Regions from separate parts of the Homo sapiens genome. Here region 1 is linked to region 2. A link is a contact called in ENCODE Hi-C or POLR2A ChIA-PET data. All regions are on one chromosome and are shown on one strand. The core of a region is the stretch at or near the end of the contact, and the rest is flanking DNA. Distances in the headings are between cores, read along the strand shown.

What was found. A loop is a pair of places that touch in the nucleus more often than their neighbours do. ChIA-PET counts read pairs that join two places held with the same protein, here RNA polymerase II (POLR2A). Pooled maps may share reads with other maps.
Region 1: a map of ascending aorta shows a loop between it and region 2 (10-fold over the local background). The contact joins the promoter of INO80 here to the promoter of BMF in region 2. A Hi-C loop is called at or near these places in 1 of 168 maps with a recorded cell type or tissue (ascending aorta), 1 of 37 single-sample maps with no recorded cell type and 9 of 50 pooled maps. POLR2A ChIA-PET finds 5 or more read pairs at or near these places in 1 of 52 experiments (activated T-cell).

What each region holds. Positions count from the first base shown.
Region 1 is chr15:41,114,866-41,119,407 of GRCh38, forward strand. It overlaps INO80 (INO80 complex ATPase subunit), which reads right to left and starts at 1,415. Exons shown (of 36, transcript NM_017553.3): 1 at 1,108-1,415. RefSeq lists enhancers at 277-1,057, 683-732, 813-862, 913-992, 1,058-1,837 and 2 more and a silencer at 1,093-1,362.
Region 2 is chr15:40,105,650-40,110,624 of GRCh38, forward strand. It overlaps BMF (Bcl2 modifying factor), which reads right to left and starts at 3,230. Exons shown (of 5, transcript NM_001003940.2): 1 at 3,124-3,230; 2 at 2,610-2,737; 3 at 146-442. The coding sequence starts at 437. RefSeq lists enhancers at 213-262, 1,833-2,528 and silencers at 1,259-1,553, 3,038-3,287.

The sequences.
Region 1 (4,542 bases), core at 165-2,664, 1.0 Mb after region 2:
ACTGGAGGGAGGGGGAATGGGGAGTGACTGCTAAATGGCTTCTAGAGATTCTCTTTTAGGGTGATGAATTAAATAGTGGTTGATGGCTACAGAATTTAATAAATATAGTTTCAGAAAATTACTTAATTATACGCTTTAGAAAGCGGAATTTTTTGGTATTTGAATCATATTTCAATAAAGCTATTATTTAATTTAAGTTGCCACTGAAAAGCCACAATAATTTTGTTGTGGAGGAAATAATGAAAGTCACTGACTGGAAAAGTAACCTGTGACGTTAGCCAGGTCAACCTCCAAATTCCTTCCCCCATTTCTAACAAGTACATCAAACTAGAGACAGTGTGTGAATCAAAGAATTCCAGGCACAGTTGGCTGTTAACTAGAATAGTAAGTGGCTGCCTAGGTTCTGTCATTCCTAAACTGTAGGGGGCTTCTAGCCTCGGAGATTACGGAAGTAGTACTTTCCATTAGCGAGCTCAAGAAGGAATGTCAAAATAGGATGACACTTTCCTAGTCGCTATGTAAAAACCTAAAAAACCAGAAGAGGTGTCATCTAGACACTCCCAAGTCTATGCAGGTGTCAGCCTGCCCCCACCCAACACCAGCCAGCAGCGTGCACCATTCAACCGTATCTCAACTTGCCCCTTACAAAATGACACACTAACAAGCCCTTAGATCTCATTTGTTTAAAATGACAGATACACAACCTTCACGGGGTTCCCACTCAAGGCCTTCCAGCCTCCGCCCTGCCCCTGCCCACCCCCAAACCTACACACGTGTTAGCCCGACACCGCCCCACCGGGTCCCACGTGCACCTGGTCTAACACACTCCCCACGTGTGGGCGCCCCACGGGCTTCCTCAGGTGGCTGAGGTCACCGCATGACCCCGGGTCTCCAGAGATATGAAACGGGAAGGACAAGGCCCTAGTCCCTGAGGTCCCAACCCTGCGGGGAGTGTCCACACCCATCCTCCATACTAACCCCAACAAATCCAAGGGCCGGGGGCGACGGCCCCTTTAAGACGCGGCCCAGTTGTCGCCCGCAGAGAGGGGCGCAACAAGACCTACACAACCCCCACTCCGTTCGCCCGCCCACGTCTAGTTGCCTCACCTCGGGCCGCCTGGCCCCGCCGCCGCGACGGCGGCGGAGGGGGGGCGGGGTGCGGGCGGGGTCCGGAGGGGGGGGTCGCCCCGCCGACGGTGGAGCCGCGGTTCGCTCTCTGAGGCCGTGGGACGGTGACTGCGTTGGGCGTGGACGCTCCTAGCTCGCTCCCTCCGCGGCTCCTGGGACCCCAAGATGGCGGCGGCGCTGAGGCGGCTGCGGGCGCTGGGCCGGCGGCGGCGGCGGCCACTTTCACTCACTGAGAGGAGCGGAGCAGGGACACGGGGAGCCATGGCGGGGGGGAGGAGAGGCGCCATAGCCAGGCCAGAACAATCGAGCCGCTACACGGGTGGCTTACCCCCACCCCGCCCACACTCACTGCTCGTCGCCTGCCCGTGGCCACCCGTAGTGCCGCTGCCGTCGGCCTCGCGCAGCTCGCACCCCGCCGCTGCCACCTGACGCCCCGTGCGAACCGGGGTTCGAGGGGAGACCCTGATCCATGCCATCTGAGTACAGATTAGTCGGGACTGGGACTGGCGAAGATTGCCGAAAGGCGGCGGGGAGGAGGAGGAGGATGTCATCGCTACAGTGAGCAAGCAGATCTCGCAGGAGAAAATGTCGCGAGAGCTTTCCAGGCCCGCAACCGCCGATGCAAGGTTACTTTTCCCGGAAGTAACGTCAATCGAAACCGCCCGGGATCCTGGGATATTTGTTCCCGCAGGCTAGAGGTGGGAAGGTGCAGCCAAGTTGATAAGATCTCTTTAGGGGAAGGAGAGGCTCGCAGCTGGTATTTTGTTACTAGTTTCTGACCCCTTTGGATGGGGTTGTAGATTGTCGGGGAAGTGCCTGGTGTGTAGTTCGACTACTATACAGTAATTAGTTTGGGGCTCCCATTTAGACTCTGGGAGCAAGAACGCTATAGGTTGGGTAGGACAGCATAGTTAGATAAGATGTCTACGTGAAGGTTGTGGGATACAAGGACTTGGGAACACGCAGACCTGTTATCGGAAATGCCAGCCTGTTCTCACATCCACACAGTGTGCCTCTGAAAAGCGAATAATTGCTTTTACCTGTGCCAATTCTACAATTTGAGTCCACTGCCACCCACATTTACTAAACTTGGGGTCTCGCTATGTTGCCCAGTCTACTGGGCTGGTTCCCAGTCTCCTGGCCTGAAGTGATCCTCCTGCCTGGAAGGATCACCTCAGGCCAAACGTCTCAGAGCAGTCCATTAGACTGGTCAACATAGCGAGACCCCGTCTCTACAAAAAAGACAACATAATAAATGTAATCGACCCAACTACCAGGATGTGTGGTGAGAATTGCCTAGGGTAAGGCCTAGGTGTAGATAAGAATTAGAACTTACTGAAAGTTAAATATGCTGTTAATTCAGTTCCTTTGGGTCTCATTCTTTAATCCATTTTAACCTGGCCCTTAGCATTTAACTAAAAAGTACTTTATTAAGGTCATCAAGTAGCCTTCTTGTGCTGAGTTAACTGACCTTTAAAAAGTTAAATTTGTGTCAGGGTGCAGTGCCACACGCCTGTAATCCCAGCACTTTGGGAGGTCAGGTGGTCGAATCACCTGAGGTCAGGAGCTCGAGACCAGCCTGACCAATATGGTGAAACCCCATCTCTACTAAAAATACAAAAATTAGCCGGGCGTGGTGGCGGGTGCCTGTAGTCCAGCTACTTGGGAGCCTGAGGCAGGAGAATCGCTTGAACCTGGGAGGCGGAGGTTACAGTGAACCGAGATCGCACCATTGCACTCCAGCCTGGGCAGCAAGAGCGAAATTCCGTATCAAAAAGAAAAAAAAAAAAATCCATCTCAAAAAGAAAAAAAAAAAGTTACATTTGCAAGCCAAGCGCGGTAGCTCACGCGTGTAATCCCGGCACTTTGGGAGGCTGAGGCGGGTGGATCACTTGAGGTCGGGATTTTGAGACCAGCCTGGCCAACATGGTGAAACCTCGTCTCTACTGAAAAAAAAAAAAAAAAAAAAAAAAAAAGATTAGCCGGGCGTGGTGGCGGGCACCTGTAATCCCAGCTACTCGGGAGTCTGAGGCAGGAGAATCTCTTGAACCTGGGAGGCAGGGGTTGCAGTGAGCCGAGACTGAGCCACTGTACTCCAACCTGGGACAGAGCGAGACTCTGCCTCAAGAAAAAAAACCAAGAGTTAAATTTGCTTGAATGCATGGCCAGGCACGGTGGCTCACGCCTGTAATCCCAGTACTTTGGGAGGCCTAGGCAGGCAGATCACGAGGTCAGGAGTTTGAGACCAGCCTGACCAACCTTGAAACCCTGTCTCTACTAAAAATACAAAAATTAGCTGGGCATGATGGCGCGCGCCTGTAATCCCCCCAGCTACTCAGGAGGCTGAGGCAGGGGAATCGCTTGAACCCCGGAGGCGGAGGTTGCCGTGAGCGGAGATCTAGCCATTGCACTCCAGCCTGGGCAACAGAGTAAGACTGTCTTTAAAAAAAAAAAATGCTTAAAGGCAAAAGTATGATATATAATTGGCCCTTATATCTGCGGGTTCAATATCCGTGGATTCAACCAACAGCAAATCAAAAATACTCAAAAAATAGGCTGGGCTCAGTGGCATACACCTGTAATCCCCAGCACTTTGAGAGGCTGAGCCAAAGTGTCACTTGAAGCCAGGAGTTACAGATTGGCTTGGGCAACAAAAGAAGACCCCATTTCTACCAAATGTTCAAAAAATAAATAATAACTCATTTCAAAATACACTATAATTATTTGCATAACATTTGCATTGTATTGGGTATTATAAGTAATCTAGAGATGATTTAAAGTATATGGGAGGATGTGTAGGTGATATGCAAATGCTACACAATTTTGTCACACACGCCTGTAATCCCAGCACTTTGGGAGGCCGAGGCTGGCAGATCACGAGGTCAGGAGATCGAGACCATCCTGTCTATCGCGGTGAAACCCCGTCTCTACTAAAAAAATACAAAAAAATTAGCCAGGCGTGGTGGCAGGCGCCTGTAGTCCCAGCTACTCAGGAGGCTGAGGCAGGAGAATGGCGTGAACCTGGGAGGCAGAGCTTGCAGTGAGCCGAGATCACGCCACTGAACTCCAGCCTGGGCGACAGAGCGAGACTCCATCTCAAACAAAATTTTTTTAAAAAGTTTTAACCAGGAACTAATGTGATTGATTTCTTACATGAGGAGAATGGAAGAAGGGAAGGAATGGGAATTATGTAGCAGGATTGAGGCAGAAATGGCAAAGTTTCCAGCATGGGTGACAACTGCAAACTCTGTTTCAAAAAAAAAAAAACAGAAACCACAGAAGGCAACCTGAAAGAACTCCTAATGGCCAAGGCAACAAAGTAAATCATAATAGCATTGGATCATGAACCACAGATGACCCATATATATTAATTTTAATATTCATGCCGATATAAGTAAATATCTGATATAAATA
Region 2 (4,975 bases), core at 1,980-4,479:
AGAGGCAGCAGGTGGAAGTCAAGGAATCAACAGCCCCGCTGATCACTTTGGGGGAAGGAAACAGCAAAGGGCAGGTTTGGGGAGGGAAAGTCCCCTCTTTTCCCCCAGTCTCTATGGGAGGAGTCTTGAGGCTGAGAGCACTCACCATAAAAGAGTCGCTGGGGTTCCTCAGTCACCCCACAAGGCAGCATGACACCTTGGCTGGGGGAGGCTGGGCTGAGAGTCTGGGTAGCTTTGTCTTCCTGGCTGGTGGGTCGAAGGCCAGGGCCACAGCAGTGGGTGAGAGGGAAGAGCTGAAGTCGGCTGAGGGGGCAGTCCAGTAGGCTCTGGGCAAACAGGTCAGCAGAGAGCAAGCTCCCGGGTTGGGTCACCGGCTCCCCATCCTCTGGTTGGAACACATCATCCTCCAGCTCCTCCACACACTGAGATGGCTCCATCTCTCCTGTGAGGGGGCAACGCAGGCATCTGGGCTGCTGCCCCACCAGGGCCATACCTGGAAGGACTCCCCTTCCCTTCTTCCTACCATACTCCCCCTTCTTATTTGAGCTGGCCGGACCACATACTGATGACATACAACCCTGGTAATAAAGCACTGCTAAGGGTGACATTCACTCCCCAAATGTGGACTGCCTGAATGTTCAGGGGCTCTCCACACCTCTTCCCTGGGCCCGCCTGGAACCACCCTTTTTCTTGATCACGTTTTCTGACCTAGGCCGGTCACAAAGTTTGACTCTGAGGGTTGTGAGCAATAGCAGGAGTAGAATCAGCAGCTATATGCATGCAGGGTACCTGGGAAAATATAAACAAGACTAGCCTCTGTAAGTTGCTGTCAAGGGTGCTGTGACTGGCTATACATACAGTGCTCACAACACACACACACACACACACACACACACACACACATACAGAGTCATTGTCCCAAGGAAATTCTTATCTCAGTCTGAGCTGAGCTCCAGGCTCAGCAGCAAAAACAAAAGCCAGCAATCCTAGGACAGCCAGGTTCCCTCCAAACCTCTAAGCCCCGCCCTGCTGCCCATCTACTCTAATCTCCACCCCTTGCTTGCACAACACAACAAACAGGCTCTGCAGTGTGGTAAGAATGTGTCCTGGGAGAGGGGATAAAGACCCAAGCTAGTCATTGCAGCTGCCGTCTCGGCTCTCTTTGAGCAGAGTTGAGCTGTCTGCCCACCAAAGTTTGGCCTAGAGGGTAGGTCCAGCCTCTCCCAACTAAGTCTCCTCACTAGTCTCCACGACTTCAAATCCCTGATTCCACAGCCTCCCGCTCCTGCCAGCTCTGAACCTGAGACTGGTACAACTGGTCTTACAGAAGGAAGTGAAATTCAGCCCTCTCCCTGTGACCTCACTCACTGCCTATACTGCTGAAGTTATTGATATGAGTTTCTTGGTGATAAAGAAGTTCCTCTTGCTCCACCTGATGGCTCTTGAAAGTCTGAGCTTGGAGCTACTCAGCATCTTAAGCTTCCAACCCAGCTCCCTACACATACCAGGAACTGCTTAGGGCCCCTGCAGCAGCCAGAAGCAGCAACCACCTGAACAGCTAAGGATAAAAAGAGATGAATTTCATTCTTGTCAGACTCAATTAGAGATTCCTGGGGGTTCTGTCCCCTAGTCTCTTGCCTTTGAAGAACAAGCCAAATGGTCTATGGATTGGTGAAGTAGCTAAAAGAATCTCAGTTCAATTCAGAATGCTGCCTTTGCCAAACACAAGCTGTGAGCTGCTTGCTTGGGCCCTGCCTTCGTCCCATCCCATCCCTGTCCCTGAGCTGTCTATGGTCCTGTCTGTGCCCTCTTCCCTGGAGAATGAGGAGATGCCTGCTAGGATGGCAAGCAGCCACGTGGTGTTCTTTGGACCGTGTTTCCCAAGTGTGTGTGTGTGTGTGTGTGTGTGTGTGTGTGTGTGTGTGTATGGGGAGGGGGGTGAGGTGGTGCACTCCAGCTTATTAACAACAGGAAACAAAATTTCCTGATGAAAGGACCAAGTGCTGTCCCGCCAGTCACCTGGCAGGGGCTCCCCTCCAGCTCTCCAACCTCCTCTTCTCAGGCTAGCAATCTTGACCTAAGAAGGGGCCCTCAAAGCCAATCACCAGCACGAGTCATTGTCTTGGTTTTTCCTTTGAAGCCTATCACCTTCCCCTCCCCCTCCCAGCAAAGCCCCAAAGTTCAACCTTTGCCTGGACTGGACAGTGGGGGAGGTGCAGCCAGAAGGTGTGGCTCTGCAAGCCCCAGGGACCCCTCTCACGCTCCACAAACTGTAGGTGGCTTGCCTGTAGGTGGGCGCCTCTGGAGGGGTGCTGGCCAAGGTCAAGGGTAAACTAAGAGAGGGTGAAATTTTTCTCCTGAGCTTAAGAGGTGATGTCCAGAGCGGTGGGAGGAGGAGGGCACTTCCTGAGAACAGGGCCAGGGAATGCTTTATTCCTAGCAAAGGAACTCAAGCCCCGCTGCAGCCATCCCAACCCCTAAGGGCTGGAAGAGGGATGCTGAACTTAGACTCCTCCTCCTCTTAGGAGAAGGCAGTAGTCAGACACCCAGATCCTCGACAGTGACTAGGAACACACACACACACACACACACACACACACACCCCAGACCTGGGTGACTCCAGGAGAGAGTCTCGGCCTCCGAGTCGTGATGCCAGGGCTCCGCGCCAGGGTCCAGCGTGACGAGCACTCGGGGGCTGGACGCCCAGACTCGATTGGGAAGGAGGGAAAAAGCCCAGCTGTTAAGGAGAGGAGCCTTCAGACTCCGCAGAGAGGCAGGATGCCCCACAGCTCCTGTCCTATCCCAAAGTCAGACCCAGAGGCTGGGCCGTTCTCGGGCGCCCAGGTCTGCTCAGCAGTGCACCCCAGGTTCCCCTGCCTACCTGGACCCAACTCCTTCGAGTCCCAAATGCTACCCCCAAGTTCCCTCTTGGAGCAGCGCACCCAACTGTGGGTTCTGCACCCCGTTCCCTCACCCCAGCGCCCCAGTTCTTCATGGTCACCCCAGACGTCCGCAGCCCAAACCCTTCCCGGGCCCCCGTGCGCAGCGCGACTCCGCTCCCCACTTCCCCAAGGAGCTGCGATCCAACTCCGCCCGGCCCCCGGCGGCCACCCGGGCGCTCACCGGGCTGCGGCAGGAGGCGGGAGGCGCAGGCAGGGGCGGCGGCGGCGGCGGGCACAGGCCGGGGCGGGAGGAGGCCACTCCGCACGGTGCGGTATTGTTTCCAAAATACGCCTGCTCGGGGCATCCCGCAAACAGCTGATGAGGCCCCGCCCCCCTGCGCGTCACGCCGAGGACTGACCAATGGCGAGTGAAGCGCCAAGTCCCGGGCTGGGCCGCTGCCAGGGACGGTCACGAATGTACGAACCTTCCCATGGAAACATTGCAAGGGGCCGAGCAAAATTCCGACCGTCGCCAGAAGCGCAGTCGGAGCGCCGTCGCCAGTGCGGATTCTGTCCCTAACACAGGCTCTGGAAGCGCCAGAGAGTCCCTGAATCCTCTGTATTAGGTGTGGGAGAGGGGGCGCCAAAGTAACTTTTGTCTTCTTTTTCACGGCAATGGGCAGAATAATTGCTGCGCGTCCACAAAGGGAGGGGGGAAGGAGGCGGGGAGTTTTTTTATGAGGCTGGTGCGTCCAGTGGGTGCAGGGTGCAGGGTGCGGGTCCCTATGGGATCCCAGCCTCAGGGGAAAGCTCCCTCCCGCCTGCCGAGCAGGTCGGAAGAAAACTGCAGCTCCAAAGCTGAAGGTGTGTTTGAAACAAACACATCCAGGGGAGCCCTTAGGTCCTCTTCTTGACTGGGCGTGGGCACTGGCAAAATAAGCACCTGGCTGAGAAGCGGAGCGCTCAAGAAGGCCGGGGCTGCTTGAGCGGTTGACACATATCTCGCATATGGCAGCATTTAGAGACTGTGCTGGTGCTGCCAGGAGAGCAGCATGTCCTGCAGACCGCGTAAGGGAGTCTATGGGCTACTTCACAGGCATTTACCGAGCACCTACTCTGTGCCAGATATTGGGCTGAGTGCCAGAAACCTGGCGTCTGCCCTCAAGGAGCTTACAGTCTACTAGGAGAGGTAGCCCTGAAAATAGTGAAAAGTTATTGGAATTGTATTCATTCCAAGGATAATGACTATTGAGGAATGCAGAAAAATTCAGAATACAAAGGCTGGAGAAGGCCTCAGGGAGACAGCTTTTAAATTGAATGGGAAATATTTTTCAATAAGGAAAACCAGATGCACATGTCTCACGCCTGTAATCCCAACACTTTGGGAGGCCGAGGCGGGTGGTTCACTTGAGCTCAGTGGTTGGAGACCAGCCTGGCCAACACGGGAAACCCTGTCTCTACTAAAAATACAAAAATCAGGCGGGCGTGGTGGCGCATGCCTGTAATCCCAGCTACTTGGGAGGCTGAGGTAGGAGAATTGCTTGAACCTAGGAGGTGAAGGTTGCAGTGGGCGGAGATAGCGCCACCGCACTCCAGCCTGGGCGACAATGAGACTCCGTCTCAAAAAAATAAAAATAAAATAAAATAAAAAAGAATAGCCCAGGCCTAAGGGTAGCAGACTGAAGTGCTGAGCTGGAGAGCTTACCTGTGCAGGGAGCAGAGGGAGGCTTGGTGACTGGATCATTGGGTGCACACTGAGATTTACGAACGGTAGGCATGGGCAGGTGGGTTCAGGTCAGACTACAGAGGTGTCCCTGGAATGCCAGACTGAAGAATCTGTATTTTATAAAGGGGAGGCAGCAAAGATTTTATTGGAGATGAGTGACTTGACCAAGCCTGAGTTTTAGGAAAGATAAAATGATGAGTCCAGAGAGCAGTGAGAGGGAGCCAGTCCTGCAACAACCCTGACCCACCAGGGGCAGTAGGGCTCAGCAGTGCTCTGACCACCGAGCTGCTCTCTGGGTTGTAAACTTAGATTTAAGTTCAGTGGAGCTGGGACCTTCAGCCCAATAGAGCCTGAAGTCTCCTTGTAC